Linked DNA regions of Homo sapiens: region 2 is linked to region 1. A link is a loop called in an ENCODE intact Hi-C map of the cell type or tissue named here. Cell type or tissue: endothelial cell of umbilical vein. All regions are shown on one strand. Each heading gives the region's core, and the rest is flanking DNA. Links, peaks and the distances in the headings are about the cores only. Region 1 has its middle 350 kb from the start of GTSCR1. Region 2 overlaps LOC105372188 (a long non-coding RNA gene).

What was found. Peaks named below come from ENCODE experiments on the same cell type or tissue, not always from the same donor. Only the 100,000 strongest peaks of a DNase experiment are listed, where the experiment ranks them.
Region 2: it touches region 1 in a loop (6-fold over the local background); 2 of 110 quality-filtered maps call a loop at or near these places.

Annotation. Positions count from the first base shown.
Region 1 is chr18:70,992,964-71,004,967 of GRCh38, forward strand. No RefSeq gene overlaps it. Among named protein-coding and RNA genes, the nearest start is that of GTSCR1, 350 kb to the left of the region's middle. In endothelial cell of umbilical vein, for the core only: a CTCF peak has its summit at 5,711; DNase peaks (open chromatin) are centred at 3,548, 5,718 and 8,828; H3K27ac peaks cover 3,921 bases.
Region 2 is chr18:71,204,870-71,216,873 of GRCh38, forward strand. LOC105372188 (a long non-coding RNA gene) reads left to right here. Exons shown (of 4, transcript XR_935610.4): 4 at 1-3,497. It overlaps LOC105372187 (a long non-coding RNA gene), which reads right to left. Exons shown (of 4, transcript NR_188047.1): 4 at 10,757-12,004. Among named protein-coding and RNA genes, the nearest start is that of LINC01541, 370 kb to the right of the region's middle. In endothelial cell of umbilical vein, for the core only: no CTCF peak of the experiment used is centred there; a DNase peak (open chromatin) is centred at 5,342; H3K27ac peaks cover 1,295 bases.

The DNA.
Region 1 (12,004 bases), core at 1,573-9,572:
TCAAGTATAGATTAATGTAATTAATTGCTACTTTCTCTGAATTTAAAAACAGAGCCACAGATAGTGTAATGGGACACAGAAAGCAATATATGACTTCTACTTTTTCATTGGATTGAATGAGTACAAAGAAAATTTTGTATGCTTTGAATTTATATAATTTTATATGTGAGATACAGCTAAAGAAAAAATGCTTTATTTTTCAAAATATATTGAGTTTTCTGTTAAGCAAGACTCTAAAATTTAAGAAAATTATCCAAATGTTACTATGCTTGTGAATATTTATATCCACATCCTCTCATAAGCACTTGGTTATTCTTAATCTTGTTATCTGGAGGCTTTGATATTATACAGCAATAAAATATTGTATGCACCTGAGAAATTATAATAATAATAGTCTTCAGTGCAAGCATTCATGAGACTTATATTTTGGGTAAATTACACTAACTTAGAGAAAGAAAGTTGCAGAGATATAAATTATTCAAATGTTAATTAAATTTTTCTTAGTTTATCATCTGTCTTTGGAAATGGAAGCAATATTTATCATTATTCTCTTTACCTCACATACTAATTTGGACATGGGCCATATGAATCAGTTAACTATGAAACTGTTTTATTTAAAGAAAGCTAAATATGAATTATTTTGGAAAATGAAGAACTTTATTTTAAATGTGAAAAATTAGATCTAAATATATTAATTAAAACCCTTTGAAATTTAAAGTATTAGATTTCTTAAAATAGAGAGTTTTTTTAATTTAACAATTGCTTATCTCAAATGAAGTTCATATGTGTGAAAAATTTCAGAAATTATTGTGATTCAGTAATTAGCTATTTGTAAACACAGTTCTGGAACTGTAGATGATATTAATAGAAACTTATTTTTAAGTATTTAATTTTGCTGTGATACAACACAATGGGCTTATATATAAACTTCAGATAACCTCATTTATTTATGATAATGATGCAGCATTGCATAATATCTTTCCAATGAAAAATTTTCAGCTGAGCTTACCAGATGTACTTTAAAAGCATGCACATATAGTCAGTAGACTCAAAACTTATTCCTATGATACATAAAATAAAGCATATTTAAGATTATGGACCCTAAACTTCTTACAGTGAAATTTGAATATTATAAAAAAGCATACACTTCTGATATGAAAATTTATCTTCATTCTTCCCTTTAGACCTAACTTTCAAAATATGTAGCTATACCTGAAGTGTAAAGGTTATGCTTATTCCAGGGTTCTTACATTCAGGAAATTTATAAAGTTTTAAGAGCATTAGATATTAGCAGGATTGTGTTGCCATAGCAACCTGTATCCACGAACAAACTCTCTAAATATCTAACCTAAAAGACATCGATGAGGTCAGTGCTATGAGATGTGAAACAAAGCCAAAATTATTCACACAGAATTCCAGAAAGTAGTCATTAGTTGTAGGTACATATTTTTGTCCCTCTTATTTAGAACTTGAATTGCTTGATATTCAATTAAATCAAATGACTTGTTAATCACTTTAACAAATGCTTACTGATATGATTTGGCTGCGTTCTCACCCAAACCTAATCTTGAATTGTAATTTCCATAATCCCCATATGTGGTGGGAAGGACCCTGTGGGAGGTAATTGAATCATGGGGGCCATTTCCCCCATGCTATTCTCATGATAGTAAGTTCTCATGAGATCTGATGGTTTTCTAAGGGGCTTCCCCCTTTGCTTGGCACTCTTCTCTCTCCTGCCACTATTTGAACAAGGACGTGTTTGCTTCCCTTTCTGCCAAGATTGTAAGTTTCCTGAGGCCTCCTCAGAAAACGGGAACTGTGAGCCAATTTAACCTCTTTTCTATATAAATTACCCAGTCTTGAGCAATTCTTTATAGCAGCATGAGAATGGACTAATACAGTAAATTGGTACTGCAGAGAGTGGGGTGCTGCTATAAGGATACCTGAAAATGTGGAAGCAACTTTGGAAGTGGGTAACAGGTAGAGGTTGGAACAGTTTGGAAGGCTCAGAAGAAGGAAAATAATGTGGAAAAGTTTGGAACATCCTAAAGACTTGGAAGGTCCAGAAGACAGGAAGATGCGGGAAAGTTTGGAACTACCTAGAGACTTGTTGAATGGCTTTGACCAAAATGTTGATAATGATATGGACAATGAAGTCGTGGCTGAAATGGTCTCAGATGAAGAGGAAAAACTTGTTGGGAACTGGAGTAAGAGTCATTCTTGCTAAGCTTTAGCAAAGAGATTGGCGGCTTCTTGCCCCAGCCTGCCCTAGAGATCTGTGGCACTTTGAACTTCAGAGAGATGATTTAGGGTATCTGGCAGAAATTTCTAAGCAGCAAAGCATTCAAGAGGTGACAGTGCATGAAAGTTTGAAAAAGTTGCAGCCTTACAATGCGATGGAAAAGAAAATCCTATTTTCTGAGGAGAAATTCAAGCTGGCTGCAAAAATTTGCATAAGGAGGAGCCAAATGTTAATCCCTAAAACAATGGAGAAAATATCTCCAAGGCATGTCAGAGGTCTTCACGACAGCCTCTCCCATCACAGGCATGGAGGCCTGGGAAGGAAAAATGGTTTTGTGGACTTGGCCCAGGGTCCCCATGCTGTGTGGAGTCTAGGAACTCGGTGCCCTGCGCCCCAGCCACTACAGCCATGACTAAATAGAGCCAAGGTACAGCTTAGAGAATGCAAGCCCCAAGCCTTGGCAGCTTCCATGTGGTGTTGAGTGTGCAGGTGCACAGAAGTCAAGAACTGAGTTTTGGGAACCTCCACCTAGATTTCAGAGGATGTATAGAAATGCCTGGATGTCCAGGAAGAAGTTTGCTGCAGCGGCAGGGCCCTTATGGAGAACCTCTGCTAGCGCAGTGCAGAAGGGAAATGTGAGGTTGGAGCTCCCCCAAAAAGTCCCCACTAGGGCACTGCCTAGTGGAGCTGTGAGAAGAGGGCCAGTGTTCTCCAGACCCTAGAATGGTAGATCCACTGACAGCTTGCTTTTCTTCACATGCCTGGAGAAGCCTCAGACACTCAATGCCCGCTAGTGAAAGTAGCCAGGAGGGAGGCTGTACCCTGCAAAGTCACAGGAGTAGAGCTGCCCAAGGCCATGGGAGCCCACCTCTTGCATCAGCACACCATGGATGTGAAATATGGAGTCACAGGAGATCATTTTGGAACTTTAAGGTTTAATGACTGCCCTATTAGATTTCGGACTTGCACGGAGCCTTTAGCTCCTTTGTTTTGGCCAATTTCTCCCATTTGGAATGCCTGTATCCCTATTGTATCTATTGTATCTAGGAAGTTACTAACTTGCTTTTGATTTTACAGGCTCATAGGTGAAAGGGTGCTTTGTCTCAGATGAGACTTTGGACATGGACTTTTGAGTTGATCCTGAAATGAGTTAAGACTTTGGGGAACTGTTGGAAGGGCATGATTGTGTTTTGAAATGTGAAGACATGAGATTTTGGACGGGCGCCAGGGACGGAATTTGTGGTTTGGCTGTGTTCCCACTTAAATCTTATCTTGAATTGTAGTTCCCATAATCCCCATGTGTTGTGAGAGGGACACAGGAAGAGGAAATTGAATCCCGGGGGTGGTTTTCCCCATGGTATTCTGGTGATAGTGAGTAAATTTTCATTAGATCTGATGTTTTTATAAGGGGCTTCCCCTTAGCTCAGTTCTCATTCTTCCCTCTCTCCTGGTGCCATGTGAAGAAGGATGTGTTTGCTTCCCCTTCTGCCATGATTGTAAGTTTTTGAGGCCCCCCACCCATGCTGAAATGTGAGTCAATTAAATCTCTTTCCTTTATAAATTGCCCGGTCTCAAGGATATCTTTATCAGCAGCATGAGAACAGACTAATACACTTCCAAAGCATCTACTTTGCATTAACTTATTCATTCGGGATTGCGGGACAGAACTAAAATGAGATTTTTAGATCTCTTCATCCAGTTAAAGAATCAGCTACACATCTGGGCTACTGTAACCTAAATCAGAATGTGATGGCTGCCAACTCTTTTGTACTATGTGCTCACATAGAATGATGTGTATCAGAGCCTAGTGAACAGGCTCCATTGAGATGATGACAGGCACTTCTAAGACAAAGACCAACGCAGAGGCCAATATTTGCAATGAATAGGTGTCAGGTTTATTGGAGATGAAGAGAAGGAATGCGGTAGGTAGGAAGAGGAGATAAGATTAAAGCCACTGCATAATGCTGGATGGTAGAATTTCTTAAATGTTATGCTAAAAAGTTTTGAGCTTTTGGCATGGAGCATTTAAAAATGGAAAGATAGTAGCAAAAAAAAACCTTGAAAATCCTCCACTATTCAATAAAAGACCATTGGTTACAAGTAGGAAGGTTTATTAATGAGCAGATAAAAGTTCGAGGTTGGTCTGGAGTACTCAGGGATAGGAGGAAAGAATTGAAAGGAGATTTTAGAATTTGGATGTGGATGAATAAAGAGCAGGGAACTGAGGACGTTGCTGACAAATTGATCTATCTGGTTTGGTTTTCAGATCTTCTATATTGAAAAACATTTGAATACTACTTTGGAGCTAGGAGTTAGTGAATTTGGCATGGAAAGGTTTGGGATTGATAATTTGGAAACATTGCCTTGTGGTAGACATGAGAAATATCTGTCCAGATCCTAGGAGAAAGAGGATGCTGATCTGGGAGTCTCTGTGTTAAGGTGATGTGTAAAAAGGTGGGAGTGAAGAGAGACAAGAAGCTATACCCATGTGGTCACCTACATCCCAGGCAGGGTGGGGGAAAGGATTCTGATTAGGGGATTGAGTGTCAGTAATTACTCTATATCCACAGCCTTTAGGCCATGAAACAGATATTTTCATATGCCTGTAATCTTATCTCTTCAACATGAAGATTGATGATAAGATTTACAATATTAACTGTACTAATAAATAATGTTACATGGGCACTAGCAAAGGGAATTTCTTAGATTAAAAAATGAATTCAATAATTAAGATTTGCTGTTTAGCATTTTATGTTATTGAACATTGAAGTAAAAAAATTGTTTATATTTTCTTCCAAGTAAGTGATGGTGCTGCTCAATTTTTAAGTGCAATTTGGTAAAATAAGGCACTTAATTTATATTCTCACCAGATAAATGTTCTGAGTTTTCTAGATATACAAACATTATCGATAAATATACCCACTCTAATTCAAATACAATGATAATATGGTGTGCTGGGTTTCACTCACAGATTGACTGATTATTATACTCAATTGAGCACTAATTCTTGTACTCAATAGAGGATTGGTGTTACGTACATTTGACTTGTTCAGTTTTTAATACCAGAGATAGATATTTATAGAATCCATTTCTATTAATAATCCTGCCTTTAAGTTTAATGTATTTTATTAATCTTTGGGTCTAGAAGCATAATCCCATCTCCATTTGCATTCAGTGCTATATGCTATGTAACTATACATGACTTCATCCACTCATATTCATGTGTGCTTAGGAAATCTGACTTTTTTTTTTTTTTAGTCTTAAGAGGAATAGGAATATGTTGCTTTATTTTACAAAACATTCAATACTGGTTGATACAGTAACTTGTCTGAACCTGATTTTGTTTGTTTGTTTGTTTAATATAGCTGATCTTAGAAATTTAGTATAGGATGGTTTTGGTAAATAAACCATTCGACTGTAGCAATGGACTAATGAGATAATTGAGGATAGGTGTAATAAGCAAGGGATCCCAGAAGGAGGCGTAATTGAATGTGGCTTCTTAGAGTCTTGCACAGGGAGGCATAGTTACTGCAGATTTCGCTCATGTGGAGTGAGGATTCCCTCAGTTTTGAAAATCTGTTCTTTGCACTTTCAGCAGAGGTGTATACATTTCTTTTGGTAAACCGACCGCCTGCTTTCCTATGTCTGACTGCATGGCTGCCCACACACCAAGCACAAGTAATGGAAACAAAATAATCTCAACATATTTATGTTGCAAGATTCAATTGGGGGAATTCTAATTTCAAAAAGTATTACTCAACAAGTCCAGGGTCCAAGCAAATCTGAGATCCACTCCTACATAAACACATAACATGTAACACATGAACACACACACACACACACACACACAAAACCTCCAAAAATATCCATCGTGATTTTCTAAATATAATTTCTCTTATAAGGCATACTTCCTTAATGAGTTAAGAAAAATAATTGAGAGTCAAGTAACTGAAGAAATTCAGTTACCTCAGGGCTCAGGCATCCCAGGTGCTCTGAGGCTGGCTGAGTAACAAATGGCTGCCGACCTCCTCCAAGGTGAGAGGATTTATTTCAGGCTTAAAGTAGCCTGAATCCTATGGAAGGAAATAGGATTGGAATGTTAAGAAACTGGAGTGGATGTTTTAAATCCTGAAATGTTTCTAAAAATGTGACTTTCTGACCCCTAGTTCTGGAAATGCTACCTAGTGTTCTGCCTTGGTCTTCTGCCACTGTGAATTGTTAGCCACGAGAAGGTGCTGGATGTCCCTGCATAGCCTGAACGTGCTCCCCAGGAGACTAGAGCCCTTGCCTACCATTGCAGTGAATTCCTCAAGGGACTGGGAAGGAAGGTATCATGTCCTCTCTCTGTTTTGGGAAGCAGCCTTGGGGAAAGGGCCCTGGCAGAGAGGCCCTCAGGTGTCTGTGTAGGTGACAGGGCAGGGTTAGGTTTTGAGCAGGGCAGTGACAATGGTGGTGCTTATAAGCTTTTGGGCAATAACTAACCTATACCAACATATATTAACATCTATCAAATAAATTAGAGATTCATTTGCTAATCATAGGAAACATATCAAGACCAGACTCTATTTTAAATGAGTAAAAGTCACATGCAGATTATGTAGGTTCACAAGGAGTTGGCAAAATAAAAGCAAGCTTGAACCTGACTACACATCTCCCGTAGCTCCAGGAAATACAATGAGCCCTCAAAGGCAGGCAACAGCCACGTTTCTTTTCAGCCTAGGTGGCACAAGCTGAGTGTGAACAGGGGGTGTGGATGGGTCCAGTGGCCTTTTCTTGGCCATGGGAGGAAGAGCCCTCTTGCTGGCTGGGCCCAGTAGAGACTCACCATTTATCCAAATTCCTCAGGCTACCATGAAAGGATGGCCAAAAAGCCCTCTCTTTTGGACCAGCTAGACATTGTTCTGACTTAACAGGAGTGGCCAGGCTTTCATAGGCTGGGTTTCCCAGACGCAAGTAACATACTTCTCCTTTAAACATGCATTGCTGGAATCCACCTTTATACTTTAAATGGGGAATTGGCGCCTCATTTCTAGTGGCTGTGTTACAATCAAGCTGCATAGCCAGCTTTATGTTTGAAGCCTTATTTAATTATCTGTCTCGAAACCAAAGAAAGCATAACAAAGTAGTATGTGATTAGACAGGCCAGGTCTCAGGAGGGGATCTTGGAAACCCCTAGCAAGAGCCCAACCTTGGTGATGTTACTGCTCTATAGGAGAGGATGGGGTGTCTTACTTTGCTTGGGCTGCTGTAACAAAATACCATGAACTGGGTGTCTTAAACAACAGACATTTATTTTCTCACAGCTGAGAGGCTGGAAGTACAAGATCAGGGTGGCACTATGGTTGGGTTCGGGTGGGAGCTCTCCTCCTGGTATGCAGACAGCTGCCTTCTCCCTATGGATTCACATGGCTTTTCTTCTCTGTGTATGAGAACAGAGAGGGAGGGAGGGAGGGAGGGAGAGATGGGGAGGGAAGGAAGGAGAGAAAGATGGGGAGGGAAGGAGAGAGGGAGAGGGAGGGAGGATGGAAAGAGACAGAGAGAGATTGAGATCTTTCTCTTCTTATAAGTCCACCAGCCGTCAGATTAAGACCTCACCCTTATGAACCTCATTTAACCTTAATTACCTCCTAAAAGCCCTATCTGCAAATATTGTCATTTTGGAGGGTCAGACGTCAACATATAAATTTTGGGTGGAAGACATAATTAAGTCCATAGCAATGGGGAAGCTATGTTTCAATTTATTGTGTTTTAGAAAGGTAAAAACACTTTTTAAAGTACCAGTTTTCATTACCTTAACTTACCATTGAATATTACATTAAATCTAATTAGAATCATAAAGTTTCAGTTCCTATAAATATTATTTCTACACATGCACACCTTGAAAAGATGCTAACTCTTTTAAAAGTTATTCACATTTTACATCAGCAGAAAATGACAGTATTTTCTCTTTAAAAAATATTTTTAAGGCAACCACAAAATGCAGGTGTAGTTGCAACTAAATAGGATGACTGGTGTATGGAAAGACTGATTTCACAGGTGATTCCAGGCAGCCTCATACAGAGTTTTTTCCTAAGGTTTTTATTCTGTTACTACCACCCATTACAAATATGAGAAGTACAGAAGGTAAAAGATAAGTAAATGTGGTTTATTCTGGATTTTTAACCAATAAAATTTTTTGCTACATACAGAGGGAGAAAGCTCTTTAGCGTCTTACATACGGAGTGTCAATAATCCTCATGCAGTCTAGATGACATATTTTAGACTACTGTTATCAAATTGAGTGATTTAGGATAAAGTCTGGACAAGCCGTAGTGGTGTTTTTTGAAGCTGGTCTTACTCTCTTACAATCTGTTCCTCATCAACTAAGGCTTAAAAAATCCTTTGGATGTATTAAAAATTCTTACCTTCCCTACCAATAGGAGTTTGGGAATACGTGATAATCAAAGTAGGATGCAGATATAAAACTACCCTCATGCTATGTTTATCCAAATAGAAAATGGCAAGTTACCGTTACTAATATCCTGTTTCTTTTTCTTTGTGTTGACTCAGGAGAGTTAAATGTGCTGTAAATCAGGAGACTGATGTAGACTGTCAGTCTTTCCTCTGAGTCACATTCTGTCAGCCACCATTTGCATTCATCAAAAAGGGTCTTGATGCTAAGAGCAGAGATCCCATCTTGAATTCTGCAAAGAACAAAGTAAACATAAATTTCAAATGTAGAGTCATGATTTTAAAATGGTCAGCATGTGCTGCCACAGAGAAGAAAATTGCTTTTCAAAATGGTAAAATATAGATATTATTGACATATCTGTCTCCATCAGCATTTATTGGAGAACAGAAAAAAGATTTCAAATACCTATAGCTGAGATGTTATGTGAACAAAAGTTAAAGTGCAGGAAAAGAACAAAACAAAATCTATTGTCATCTAACTCTCTATCCTTTATAGCATCTGAGAAATAGATTTCCCCTAGTACAATAAATTGCTTCAAAATGGCTAAAGTAACTTTGCTTATTAGGCACTTTTGGGAGTCTTACATTATAACTTAGCCAATTTACAATTATTCTGAGGCTAATGGTTTTCCAGATATAATTACCATTCATGACTGCTCTTTGCTTATTCCTTTCCTTTTTTTCTGTTCTGCATTTTGTTCATTCTTTTCACCCTTCTACCAGGTGCTCCGTGGGAAGGGAGAGAGGCAAAGAAAGCAGACCCCAACATCTAGCAAAGAATCTTTCATGTAATGACTCTTAGTAAAGTTGCTGTCATGAAAAGATAGCCCCTCAATGGGAGCTATTGGACTTGGTCAGGAAGACATTTTACATTACTGACAAAAATGAGATTTTAAACATATATTTAAATAATCTTTGTGCTTATCATTTTATAAACCCGTGTTGTCTGATGCAGTAGCCAATAGCCACATTGGCTATTTTAATTTTAATTTATGTTAAATCAAATAAACATTTCAATTTTGAGCCTCACCAGCCACGTTTTAATTGCAGAATAATATTTAATGCTTCTAAATTGTATTTCTAAATATTTACATATTTGAAAAATACTCATAAAATACCCTGTCAGTCATATTATTATAGAATATTTTCATCATCATACAAAGTTCTATTGGATAGTACTAAATAGATTAAAAGTTGATCTGTGTATACAAAGTTCTTACGAGTATTTCTGGTGTAAATGTATACATAAAGATTTATGTCCACAGGTGACTGAAAGAAAACATGGAGAGTGGTATAATACCAACATTTGTTTTAAAAGCTTTTATGATTTTTTGTTGCCCTGTGTCACAAGAAAAATTATAAAATTTTTTTAAACAAATTGTATCATCAGTGAGAAGGGGTTATAACATGGTGTCACTCACCCAAAGTCACTGAAACTGAGGTAGGAGGCAGGACTTGACTCCAGAGGTGGGACTCAAGACACCAGACCAGATTGAGGAGTACCTAAAACAGGGCCAGGGCAGAAGCAGCTTTCCAATCAGACACACCTAGCAGTGTGCCATGTCAATTTATCATTGCCATGGCAACACCTGGGAGTTACTACCCCATTCCTTAGTGATGACCCAATGAACCAAAAGCTACGACCCCTTCCCTAGAAATTTCTGCATAAACCACCCCTTAACCTGCATGCAATTAAAAGTGGGTATAATTATGACTGCAAAACTGCCCTGAGCTGCTACTCTCTGCCCATGGGGTAGCCCTGCTCTGTAGGAACAGTCACAGAGTTGTAACACTGCCTCTTTAATAAAGCTGTTTTCTTCTACCTCTGGTTTGCTCTTGAATTCCCTCCTGGGCAAGTCCAAGAACGCTTGTAGACCAAGCCTTACTTTGGGGCTTGCCTTCCCTGAATCAAAACTGTAACAGGGCAGCTCATACCTGAGCCACTACGTTAAAATTAAGAACACAATGATGTGTTTCTTCGGAAGAAATGCAGTGGGAGTCTCCATGAAAAAGTCATAGTCCAGCTCAAATAGTTACACTGGATGATGGTACACCCATCCTTCTTTCCCTCACCACTGAAGATGGCTAAGCCAGGATTCTGCAGCCCAACCCCGAAAGACTCACACCGTTCCTCTCTAGAAAGGAGGAACTCAGCTCCCTGCACTGTTCTGGCCATGACTCCTGATGGACCCAAAATGCTGCTTTATCTGTTTTAATAGGAATTGTAATGCTATGGTTGTGCACCACGGATGGAGAACTATGTCCCTGTTTTCTTAAAGTCAACAGGAAACATTACTGTACCTTAAGAGAGGATGTAGTTGTGTGCCAAGGCTGCAGAGCTATGTCTCTCTTTGGACAGTCAACAGAAAACATTATTGAACTTTAAGAGAGGATATAGAAAGTACTGTAGCATGGCTTCTTGAGACCCTGAGTGTTCCAGCAGGTAGTGAACAAGAATTTCTTTCATGTAAGTGATGTGGTTTGGCTCTGTGTCCCCACCCAAATCTCATGTCAAATTGTATCCCCAGTGTTGGAGCAGGGGCCTGGTGGGAGGTGATTGAATCATGGGGGTGGAATTCACCTTTGCTGTTCTCATGATAGAGTTCTCTTGAGATTTGGTTGTTTGAAAGTGTGTAGCACTTCCCCCTTCTTTCTTTCTTCCTCTTGCTCTGCCCATGTGAAGAGGAGCCATGCTTCCTCTTCACCTCTTGCCGTGATTCTAAGTTTCCTGAGACCTCCCCAGCCATGTGGAACTGTGAATCAATTAAACTTCTTTTCTTCATAAATTACCCAGTCTCAGGTAGTTTCTTATAGCAATGTGAGAAGGAACTTGTCAATGAAAAGAGTCAAACTCTGTAAAATATTTGAAGAGATTTATTCTGAGCCAAATATGAGTGACCATGGCCCATGAAACAGCCCTCAGGAGATCCTGAGAATGTGTATCCAAGGTGCTCGGGGCACAGTTTGGTTTTATACATTTTAGGGACGCATGAGACATCAATGAAATACATTTAGGAAATACATTGGTTTGGTCCAGAAAGGTGGGACAACTCAAAGTGGGGGCTTCCAGGCTACAGGTAAATTTAACATTTGCTGGTTGACAATTGATTGAGTTTGTCTAAAGACCTGGGATCATAGAAAGGAAATGTTCAGGTTAAGATAAAGGATTGTGGAGACCAAGGTTCTTTTGAAGTCTTAGAGTGGCTGCCCTTAGAGACAACAGATGACAAATATTTCCTATTCATATTTTTAAAGGGGGCTAGACTTTTAGTTAATCTCTTTAGGATTTGGAGGGCCTGGAAGAAAAAGATC
Region 2 (12,004 bases), core at 1,751-9,750, 210 kb after region 1:
TGGGGGACACTTCCATAAAAATCTGGCTCAGTGTCTGGCTGGGGCATTTCCAGCAAGAACCCTGAGTGATTCTGGTGCAGGTGATACTGAGATCACAAACTGAATAACACTAAAATAAATGAAACGGGGCTTAAATTTTACAGCTCATGGAAGAGCTCATGAAAATTCTTAACAAGTAGAAACCTAGATGAAAATTTACTGCATGAAGCTAAAGACAAGTGTTTTCCTGATTAAAAAATCAAAAGCACAACATTTAAGTAAGAAGTATCCTGCTAATTCTCACCATGATAGTGCACATGCCTAATCTACTACATTGAAACATACATTTTATAAACTCTATGCCACTTGCATGGATAATTGATGTAATCGAATTGCACTGGAATTGGAATTTTCACTGCAGAATACCAGCTGTGGCTGCTGTCCAGGGGAGAACCCTGCTCCAAGTGCTCAACATTGGCTGCTGTAGTTCATGGAATATTTAATTGTCTGCTGAAAAATGAATTGCAATTAGCATTAACCAGCTTTTAAATATTTGCTTGCATTACAGTTTTTCCTTTTTATTTTGATGAAAAAGAAAAAAAATTAGAATGCTAAAGAATACAGAAGGCTTGGTTTATTTGAGAGTAATACAGACATGTTGTCCAGAACCATGCTAGTTGCTTTATTTTCTCTAATTTTTCAGACTAATGCCATGGGAGATACCCTCTCCATTATATTAAATAGAAAACTGAAACTCAGGCAGATAAAATAATAAATCCAAGTCCCCATTGAAAGTAAGAATTGAAAACCAAGACTATCTATGGCAAAATGTGATCTTCTCAACACTTACAGTGTCTTTATATCTTTGACTTCTCTTTTTCTGTCTCTCTTTATAGATTTATAACCTATTTCTCCATCCATCCATCCATCCATCCATCCATCCATCCATCCATCCATCCATCCATTTATCCATCCATCCATCCATCCATCCATCCATCCATCCATCCATCCATTTATCCATCCATCCATTTTTCCATCCATCCATCCATCCATCCATCTATCCATCCATCCACCCATACATCCATCCATCCATCCATCCAACTATCCATCCATCCCATTGCATGTTGTTTCCTATCTACATTCCTAACTCTGCCTATCATACAATTATTTGGCATTATCCTTTAATTGGCAATAGGGTTGCCAGCAGGTGTCCTGAAATTTTCCTATGCCAAAAGTTCTATTCTGTAAAGAGTAATAGACTTTTAAGGTGAGAAGGTTATTTTGAAGACTGATAAATATCTTTTCTGTTGTATGTGAGGAAATTTAGGCCCAGGGAAATTAAGCAACTTATTTACACTGGCATATTAAGTTATTGGCAGAGATTAAATATAATTAAGTCTTTTGACTCATAATTTATTTTTCCACCTGGAACTTTAGGTTAAAGGCTACTAGTTAAATATTGAATAAGCTCAAATATAACATTTCCAGGTAACCAAAAAAGGGAGAAAAAATCTATTCATAGAGTCGATTTGTTTTATAAGTTAATGCAAGGATTTTAAAAATCACATGGACTTACAAATTCCAGGATAAATACCTTCCTTTCTAGAGACTGACACTGCTGTGTAGAACACAAGGCAGCATTTCTGAATGAAATTGGCCTATTTATAAGGTTTGCCTCCAGTAGATTCTGCTAAACCTATGGTGTCAGCCAGATGCAGTGACTCATGCCTATAATCCCAGTACTTCAGGAGGCCGAGGAGGGAGGATCACTTGAACCCAGGAGTTGAAGATCAGCCTGGACAACATAAAGACACTTCTCTACAAAATAACAATAAAAATAATAATTTTAAAAGTAAGTAAAATAAAACCATGGTTTCTCTAGTGTTAGATTTGGATAAACCAACCCAAATAATATCTAGCAGTTCTTAGAGCTGTAACAATAGACTAACCATTGGTGTATCATAGACCATTCTTAAAATTTTCAAATGTCAGTACTGAATGGCATGGAACAGGAATAATATTTATCAGAGTATCTACTAGTGCCAGTCAACATGAAAATGCTTACATGTAATATTAATGCCAATCCTTACAACCATTTTCTAATTAAACAGATATCTTAGTAATTATAGAAATATTTTGTTACTTATTTTAAATTAGTGTTGTCATTTTACCAATTTTTAAACTAAGATTAAGAAGTGTTAACTTCCTTAAGCTCACATAAAGAGGATTACATGAAATACATTACCTGAAGAAAAATGTATTTCATTCTTGTATGAATCACAATATAGTAGAATATGGTAGAAAACATACTTATCACACAAAACAGCATGTTTGAAAAAAATAAATGTAATGGTTCAGGTTGCAGTTAATAATTGACTTAGACTAGTTTCACAGATAGTAAAATAGTTACGTTAACAATTTTAAAAGGATGGGTATGTTTTTGTTTCTTCCAGAAAATACTTCTCTGTGATTAAAATATTCAACTATATTCAAAATTCAAATATTTACCAAACTTCTAAAATATCCCACTGTGTTTAGCAATATAATAACTGCTGTGGGTTTTAAAAAAGAATCATGACTTAGGACTTTAATTAAGTTTGAAAAATCAGTGGAATCATCCATACTAATTTTTTTTACTCTTAAAAACTTTCAGAAAACTGACTTTATATCACCATATTTTAAACAACATCTTTTAGTGAAAGCATGTCTCATTCAGTGATCTAAAGCAAAGTGCATATAGATGAGGTGTGGAGGCAGATTGCCTGGGTTCAGATCCCAGTTCCGCCACTATTAGTACCTACCTTTGGGGTTTGTTGACATTAAGTGAGTTTAATCATGAAAAGCACTTAACATTTTGCATAAGAAATTGGCTAGCGTGTAAATATGAAACAAGTAGTAGTAATTATTAGTCAACAAAAACTTTATAATTGCAAGTTCTGAGGACTTTTTTTGGTGGAAAAGGGAGATTTTAATAAGTAAGGATGGTAAGGAAAATGTCCCATTTATTCTTGTGGTAATGTGTAATCTTTTCCTAATTAAAATGAGTGTTTATCATCAGACACCAACTTGACAGACAAACCACAGAGTAACAGGAAAACAGCTGAGTGATGTAGGAAAGTTAACTTGCCCCTCTGCCTGGAAACAAATACAACATTGGACATCAGAGAGTGCCAGAGAGACCATCTTCCCATCTCAGGATAGGCACCTAACCCAAGAAATAGTTTACTATTCTAGACAGAGAATCTATCACCTCCCCCGACAACTTACTCCAACATTTAATCCCCTGACTGTGGGAGTCAAAAATTCAATTTAGAAACAAAAATTTAATTTAACTCTAGAAAGAGAATTTCACATTTTTGCCTGAAACGCTTAGCAATTGTGAGATCAATGTTTTATGAAGGCAGGATTGTAATTTATAATTTCATAATTATAATTTATAATTTCAACAAAGTAGGATTAAAGTAGGGTGGTATTATCAATATTTAACGTAGTTTTTAAAAATTTACCACACTTATCACTCATTTATTCAAACAATATCTTTTTTTTTTTTTTTTTTTGAGGCAGAGTCTCCTTCTGTTGCCCAGGCTGGAGTGCAGTGGTGCAATCTCAGCTCACTGCAAGCTCTGCCTCCCAGGTTCACACCATTCTCATGCCTCAGCCTCCCGAGTAGCTGGGACTACAGGTGCCCACCACCACGCCCGGCTAATTTTTTTGTATTTTTAGTAGAGACGGGGTTTCACTGTGTTAGCCAGGATGGTCTCGATCTCCTTACCTCGTGATCCACCCACCTTGGCCTCCCAAAATGCTGGGATTACAGGCTTGAGCCACCCCGCCCCGCCGCAATATTTATCTTGTATCTACTATACATCAAGAGCTATGGTGCCCTGTTTATACCTTGTCTAATTCTCTGGAGGCTATAAATGTTGTCATTTCTTTATTTTTAACTCTCCTAGTGATTAACTCCATAATTAGTAATATACCAGTGTTTGTTAAATTATGAAATTTAGATGTCATATAATGTTTACCAGCATAAAATATAAAAATTTAACTCAGTTTACTGATGAAAAGATACAGTCCTCACTTCTCAGATGACAAGGCACTGGGTATTATTTGATATTTACACATTTTACATTTTAATTGACTTTATAGTTATAAATTGATTTTATAATTTGAATATAAAATTTTATCCACTTTTTTTTAAAGAATTAAAGTGATTTGTAATATGTCTCCCTGTCCTATGAAAATAAACAATATTCTGTGGACTCAAAAGCCATTTGTAAATATCTGAACAATTTTGTTTCCTGTCTCAATGCATTTGTAATTTCACAAGTACATATTTGCACTATCCACATCACTTCTGCTTTTTTCGTTGTTGGATTATAGTCAATACTTTCTTCGCAAAGCTCTTCGAATTCCTATAAACTTTTCCTTTTTTTTTTTTTTTTTTGCGGGGGCGGGTGGAAGGATGAAGAGGTATTGCAACTCTATTGTCTGATTTGCTCAATGTAAAAATAAACTATCCATCTCACAGTAAAATTATATGATTGGTCTTTTTTGCCTTAGTTTTTTGTTTTAAAGTTATAGATGCCTACAATCTCTTTTTCACTATTTTTGAGCAATTTTCTTAAAAAATTCAACAACATTTGTTAGCTCCCTAAGTTTGACAATGTGCTCCGGGTCAGTGGCTGCAAAATGCTGGTCTCTAAATCAGTACTAGCCTGGGTTTGCAGGGTTATGGGGTACTGTAACAAAAATGTACATTTCCTATCACCACACATAACGTTCATATTCAGCATGTCTACAGTGGGGACATGGTGCAGTATTGCTACTATAGATTTAATGAGGGTAATAACTGCAATTTATAAAAGTAAAAATCAAGAAGGGTTTCTGGTAGAAGGCAGCCATCTTCCTTCCTCAGTCCTATGCACACCTTACCTTAATCACTAGGGACCACAATTATTACGGTTATTTCAGTTTTTTTTTCCCTCTCCTAGTAATTAATTTCATGATTATTAATAATATATTTATATCACTCTACTAAAATTGCTAACTTAAAATTTCACCTGTTGACTTGCAATCATGAAATACTTATGAGATATTATTTGATAGGAGAATGACTTTACCTCCTGGTAATAATGCTCCTTATTTATTATGGAAATCCACTTGTAACCATTTTTTTTTTTCCATATGGTTGGAATCGTATTTCCTCTAACCCGAGCTCCAGGAAACTACAACAACTATTAATACATTTTTGTGGCATGATTCAAGACTCCAGCCTGAGAATGGAGTGAACTCTGGAAAGCAGAGGAGTAGTATAGAAAGAAAATAGCCTGTTGTGATACAATTTGAGCCAAAAAATCATCTCTCAGTAACCTGAAATTCCACTTCAGACTTTGTTTATGAGCCCTTAAGTTGAAACAGACCCAAAAATCCCATTGACTGTTCTTTTGGATAAACATAGAAATTGATCTTTCTGATCTTAAAGCTTGAAGCCTACATTTGTTTTATGTGAGTTTCTTCCTCAGGAAAGGACCTTCAGCCCTCTCAAAAATGTATCAAATAACTGAAACTCATCAGATTACCACAACCAGACAATGAGATGTGGACCCCTCCATCATGATTGCTTCCATGCCCCTCCCTTGTTCCTTTTTTCTTATACATTGTTACATGTCTTCATTGCTATATAAACCCCTGGTTTTAGTCAGAGAGATGGATTTGAGACTCAGTTCCCGTCTCCTCAGCTGCAGCACCCGATTTTAAAGCCTTCCTTGGCAATACTTGTCATCTCAGTAATTGGCTTTCTGTCCAGCGAGCAGCAGGACCTAGACACTGGTGTTTCAGTTAACAACGTTATATTTATTTTTCAGTTTGAATTGTCTTTCTGAATTAGTTATAAGGTGGTTGAATTGAATGACTGAATATTGAACTTTATTCCTTTTTTTTTTTTTTTTTTTTTTTTTGACGGAGTCTTGCTCTTTCACCAGGCTGGAGTGCAGTGGCGCGATCTCGACTTACTGCAACCTCCGCCTCCCGGGTTCAAGTGATTCCCCTGCCTCAGCCTCCTGAGTAACTGGAATCACAGGTGCACACCACCACGCCTGGCTAATTTTTTGTATTGCAGATCAATGGAAACCTAGGAATATGGTTAGAGGGGATATGCTGGGGGGTAAGATAGAAAGATTATAAAGAGTTTAGGAAGAAACTTTTGGTAGTGATTTAAATCTTCTTAACTTGATTGTGCTTATGGATTGATGTCTGCATACATGTATCAAAATGCACCTGAAATATGTGCTTTATTGTATGTTAATCATATCAATAAAGCAGTTAAATAACACACTAATTTGAAATTTTCCCATTTCTACCTTAACTTGAAAAGTAATCTGGAAATATTATACCTCCAAAGTGATAGAGACATGTTTAGTAAGTCACATTTAGGTTAGAGTTTTACATTTTTATTAGAAAATATTAATAACTTTTTAAATTTAATTCTTTGCGATTGATAGGATTTTTAAATTTGACATCTCATGTCAAAGTATTTGGCCTTGTATACTCATATTATGATGTAATGAAATACGATTATGTGGACTTTCACACTGTAAATGGGATTTGGGCAATTGGTAATCTAAACTACATGAATTTTATTTCTCTCTTTGGTATTAATTTAATATTGAGTCTTGTTGAAACTTTAAGAAGAAAGAATTGTGTATGGAATTGGGTGGGTTCTTGGTCTCACTGACTTCAAGAATGAAGCCGTGGACCCTCGCGGTGAGTGTTATAGTTCTTAAAGGTGGCGTATCCGGGGTTTGTTTCTTCTGACATTCGGATGTATTTGGAGTTTCTTCCTTCTGGTGGGTTCGTGGTCTCGCTGGCTCAGGAGTGAAGCTGCAGATCTTCGCGGTGAGTGTTACAGCTCTTAAGGGGGCGCATCCAGAGTTGTTCGTTCCTCCCGGTGCATTCATGGTCTCGCTGGCTTCAGGAGGGAAGCTGCAGACTTTTATGAGAGTGTTACAGCTCATAAAGGCAGTGTGGACCCAAAGAGTGAGCAGCAATAAGAGTTACTGCAAAGAGTTAAAGAACAAAGCTTCCCCTCTGTGGAAGGGGACCAGGGTTGCCAGTGCTGGTTGGGGCAGCCTGCTTTTATTCTCTTATCCGGCCCCACCCACATCCTGCTGATTGGTCCATTTTACAGAGAGCCCATTGGTCTGTTTTACAGAGAGCTGATTGGTCTGTTTTGACAGACAGCTGATTGGTGTGTTTACAATCCCTGAGCTAGACACAAAAGTTCTCCACCTCCCCACTAGATTAGCTAGATACAGAGTGTGGATTGGTGTATTTACAAACCCTGAGCTAGACACAGAGTGCTGATGGGTGCATTTACAAACCTTGAGCTAGATACAGAGTGCCGATTGGTGTATTCACAATCCTTCAGCTAGACACAAAGATTCTCCAACTCCCCACCAGACTCAGGAGCCCAGCTGGCTTCACGCAGTAGATCCTGCACCGGGGCTGCAGGGGGAGCTGCCTGGCAGTCCTGCGCCCTGCGCCCGCACTCAGCCCTTGGGCAGTCAATGGTACTTGGTGTGGTGGAGCAGGGAGCGGCGCTCCTCTGGGAGGCTCTGGCTGCGCAGGAGCCCATGGTGGCAGAGGGGAGGGGCGGCGGGGGGCGGGGCGGGGCGGCGGGGGGCGGGGGCGGCGGGGCGGGGCGGCGGGGGGCGGGGCGGGGCGGCGGGGGGCGGGGCGGGGCGGCGGGGGGCGGGGGCGGTGGGCGGGGCGCGCGGGAAGACTCAGGAATGGCGGGCTGCAGGTTCTAAGTCCTGCCCCGAGGGGAGGCAGCTAAGGCCCTGCAAGAAATCCAGTACAGCAGCTGCTGGCCCAGGTGCTAAGCCCCTCACTTCCTGGGGCTTGTCCGCCGGCCGGCAGCTCTGAGTGCGGGCCCGCGGAGCCCACGCCCACGAAGAACTCGCGTTGGCCCGCAAGCGCCGCGCAGCCCTGGTTCCCGCCCGCGCCTCTCCCTCCACACCTCCCCGCAAGCTGAGGGAGCCAGCTCCGGCCTTGGCCACCCCAGAAAGGGGCTCCCACGGTGCAGCGGCGGGCTGAAGGGCTCCTCAAGTGTGGCCAGAGTGGGCTCCAAGGCCGAGGAGGCGCCCAGAGCGAGCGAGGGCTGGAGGGCTGCCAGCAGGCTGTCACCTCTCAGAATGAACTTTTATTAAGAGACTTGGCCATCAACCTGGCTTCCATACTGTAAGTAATCATTGATACAATCTTTTGCCTGCATGTCATTCTTAAGGCTTTTATAACTCTCGCCGAGTTAATGCTGAAAAAAGTAGGCTACACATTGACATCAATGTGAGTCGCACACTCAAGACTAAATCCTTAGGTGTTATTTTTATTTTAATGCCCCTAGTTCTATTGCCTAAAACCAATAGAAAATATAAATTTTGCCCTGTGCTACTCTTATTAGTCCTTTATTCTCCTTAAAAGGTAACATTTATTCCTTCATTTCCTGCTGTATTTGTTCTTTGAAATTCATGTTAATTTTTCTGATCCACGTCGAGATGCCTTATATTCATAAACTTGAATTTTACTCCTCACGTATTCAAACACTAAGAACAAGTTGTCATCATAAAAATATTATTTTGCCTTTTTTCTGAGTTATTTTTGTTTACCATTTTTAATTTATGCATCTTTATTTTTCTAAGCCCCTGTTTTTATTGCTGGCTCATCCCATTCAATACCACCACCTTACAATGTCTCTTTATTTTCACAGTGTGATATGCAAAACATGAATGCATGACAGATGTTGTAAATTTGCCTAATTTGATTTGGGGAAAGAAATTGGGTCATTTATCTTAGTAAATTCAAAACATGATTTCAGTTAATTTTTTTTTTTCTGTAAACATTAAACACTGAGACAAGCCCTGATGCCCTAGCTTTTTAAAATTTTCCCTGTGACTCCACTACTGCATGATGAGAGGGGTTCTCTGTGTTCAACAGTGCTGTTCACATTATTAGTAGAGAGGTTTATAAATTATAAAGTCTTCATGATATCTAACAATCACAGGGACTGTTGGCAGTAACTTATGAGGTGCACTCATTTTCTTTTACAAGATGGCACTGTTTCCATTTATTACTTGATGAATTGCTTAAAATCCATCATAGTTTATAATTATTCATTCGTTCATTAATTTCTTTTTCTTAATTCAATATTGATTTGAGTGAGGAGGATGTTGATGTGGCATTAAACAAGCAGCTATGTTCAAATCTTCTGAAAGACCATCCGTACCTAGAGAATACCTATTTGGAACTAAATCCCTCACCAAAAGCCTATTAAAGCCTTCATACATTTTTATAAATTTCACAAATAGTAGCCAAGATCAGAAATAAGTGTCATAAATGATTGGAAGATACAGGTCTGAGTGTGAAGTCTTTATAATTTGTCATGGTTTTAGATGCATGATGACCCCAAGGAGATATCATAACCTTGGGTGAGACTGCTTCCCAATTAATTCCCAGAAAAGGGGCGATGTGTAAGAGGTCAGATCCAATGCTCCAGGATAATGGGTGTCAACAAATAGGAGGCAACTCTGTAAAATATTTGAAGAGATTTATTCTGAGCCAAATGTGAGGACCATAACCCATGACGCGGCCCCAGGAAGTCTTGAGAACATGTACTCAAGGTGGTTGGGTTACATTTAGGAGGGCAGAAGTTATAGGTAGAGACATAAATCAATAAATGTATGGTATACATTGATTCAGCCTGGAAAGGCAGGGCTTTTTAAAGTGAAAGGTGGCAGGTGAGGGGAGAGGGTTGGGGAGACATCCAGGTTACAGGTGGATTCAAAAATTTCCTGATAATTGGTTGAAGGGGTTAAGCTCTTCCTGAAGAGCTGAAGTCAGCAGAAAGAAATGTTTGTAGTTAAGTGGGAGGGAGAGGGGATTTAGAGGCCAAGGTTCTTATGTAGATGAAGCCTCCAGGTAGCAGGCTTCAGAAGAATAGATGGTAGATGGTAAAGGTCTTTTATCAGACTCTAAAGGGTGCCAGACTTTTAGTTAAATCTCTCCTGGAATGGGAAGAGACCTGGAAGGGGAAGGGGATTTTCTACAGAAGAAAGATTTTCCTCAAGAGACAACTTTGCAGGTGCCATTTCAAATTTTGTTCAAAGAAATATATTTCAGGGTAAAATACTTTGATTAATTTCAGGGACTTCTATCTGTCATGTGATGGTATACCAGAGTCAGGTTGGACTGTGATGTCTTATTGCTGTAAAAAGCCTGTTCTGTCAATGTTAAGATTTCTGTTTTAATGCTAATGCTGATCAGTTGTGTCTGAATTCCAAAGGGAGGAGAGTATAATGAGGCATGTCTGACCACCCCCTTTTCCATCATAGCCTGACTAGTTTTTCAAGTTTTCTTTGAAATGACCTTGGCCAAGAGAAGGGGTCCGTTCAGTCAGTTGGTGGGGGACTTAGAACTTTATTTTTGTCGTACGTGGAGAAATAAGGTTCTAAGTTCTGGTTGGGGGAATCTGGGTAGTGTATGAATGACAGTTGTCAACCAGTGTGGCCTCTCTTATCCTTGGTGCTTACCTGGAATATTTTGTCTTTGTTGCACATACATAATTTGGAGGATTTATAACTGGTCCTGTGTAATTCTTGAACTGTTCACTAGTTGAGAGTTAGTGAAAAACAATCTTATGCTTTGTGTATTAATGCCATTAGAATATTTAGTAGACAGTTATCTCATAATGAACTTGAAAGGCGAGAAACTAATCAAAAGATATTAGCTAAAGCCTTTATTAAAACATTGCAACATGAAACACATTTCAAGATGACTATGGGGACCAAGTAGATAAATATTTCATAAGATAGAATTGGGAAAGGCCACATGTAACCCAGTGGGTTAATCTTGCCCACTGCCTAGACAGAGCTGATTTATCTAGACAGGGGAATGGCAATAGAGAAAGAGTTTAATTCATGCAAAGCTGACTGTACAGGGGACCAGAGTTTTACTCAAATCAGTCTCTCCCAAAACTTGGAGACTGAGGTTTTCAAGAATAATTTGGTGTATAGGGGGTCAGAAAGTTGGCAGTGCTGATTGATCAGGTCAGAGATAAAATAATAGGGAGTCAAAGCTGTCCTCTTATGCTGAATCAGTTCCTAGGCAGAGGCCACAAGTCCAACTGAGCCAGTTTATCAAGACCTGGGTAGTGCCAGCTGATCCTTTAAGCACAGAGTCTGCAAAATATCTGAAGCACTGATCTTAGATTTTACAATAGTGATGTTATCCTCAGGAGCAATTTGGAGAGGTTCAGATTCTTGTACCCTCCAGCTGCATGACTCCTAAGCCATAATTTCTAATTTTGTGGCTATTTTGTTAATCCTGCAAAGCCAGTCTAGGCTGTAGGCAGGAAGGGGGTTTGTTTAGGGAAAGGGCTGCTATTATCTTGGTTTCAAAGTTAAATCATAAACTAAGTTTCTTCCAAAATTAGTTTAGCCTACACCAGCAATGAATAAGACAGCTTGGAGGTTAAAAGAAAGATGAAGGCAGTTAGGACACATCTCTTTTACCTTCTTTTCTCAGTTATGATTTTTGCAAAGGCAGTTTCACAGTCATAGTTCAGTTTTATTCCGAGAATTATTCACTGGCAAGTTCTTGGAAATTATGGGGAAACTGAAATCGTGTTGCTCATGGGATAAGATGCAGGAAGAGCAAGGTGTGGTCCTAGTTAAGCAGCTATTGGTTGGTCAATTTGAATTTAGCAAAAGTAGTGGAAAGAAACAGTGGAAACTAAGTTCTTGTAAGGATCAGTACAACGTTTTAAGTCCTTCTCTTTGGCCAGCATTGGCGTAAAAGATAACATGCTAAGGACAGTTGTCAGAGTCCAGATTTCCATTCGTGCCTTCCAGTATCTTTGGAGATTGTTGAGTCTTGAGTGCATTCAGCAGCTCCTTATGTGACTTATATTTCTGTTGTCACTGTAATAATCTGTCCAGGGGGTGGCAGTTAACAGGTATTTAGGGCTGTA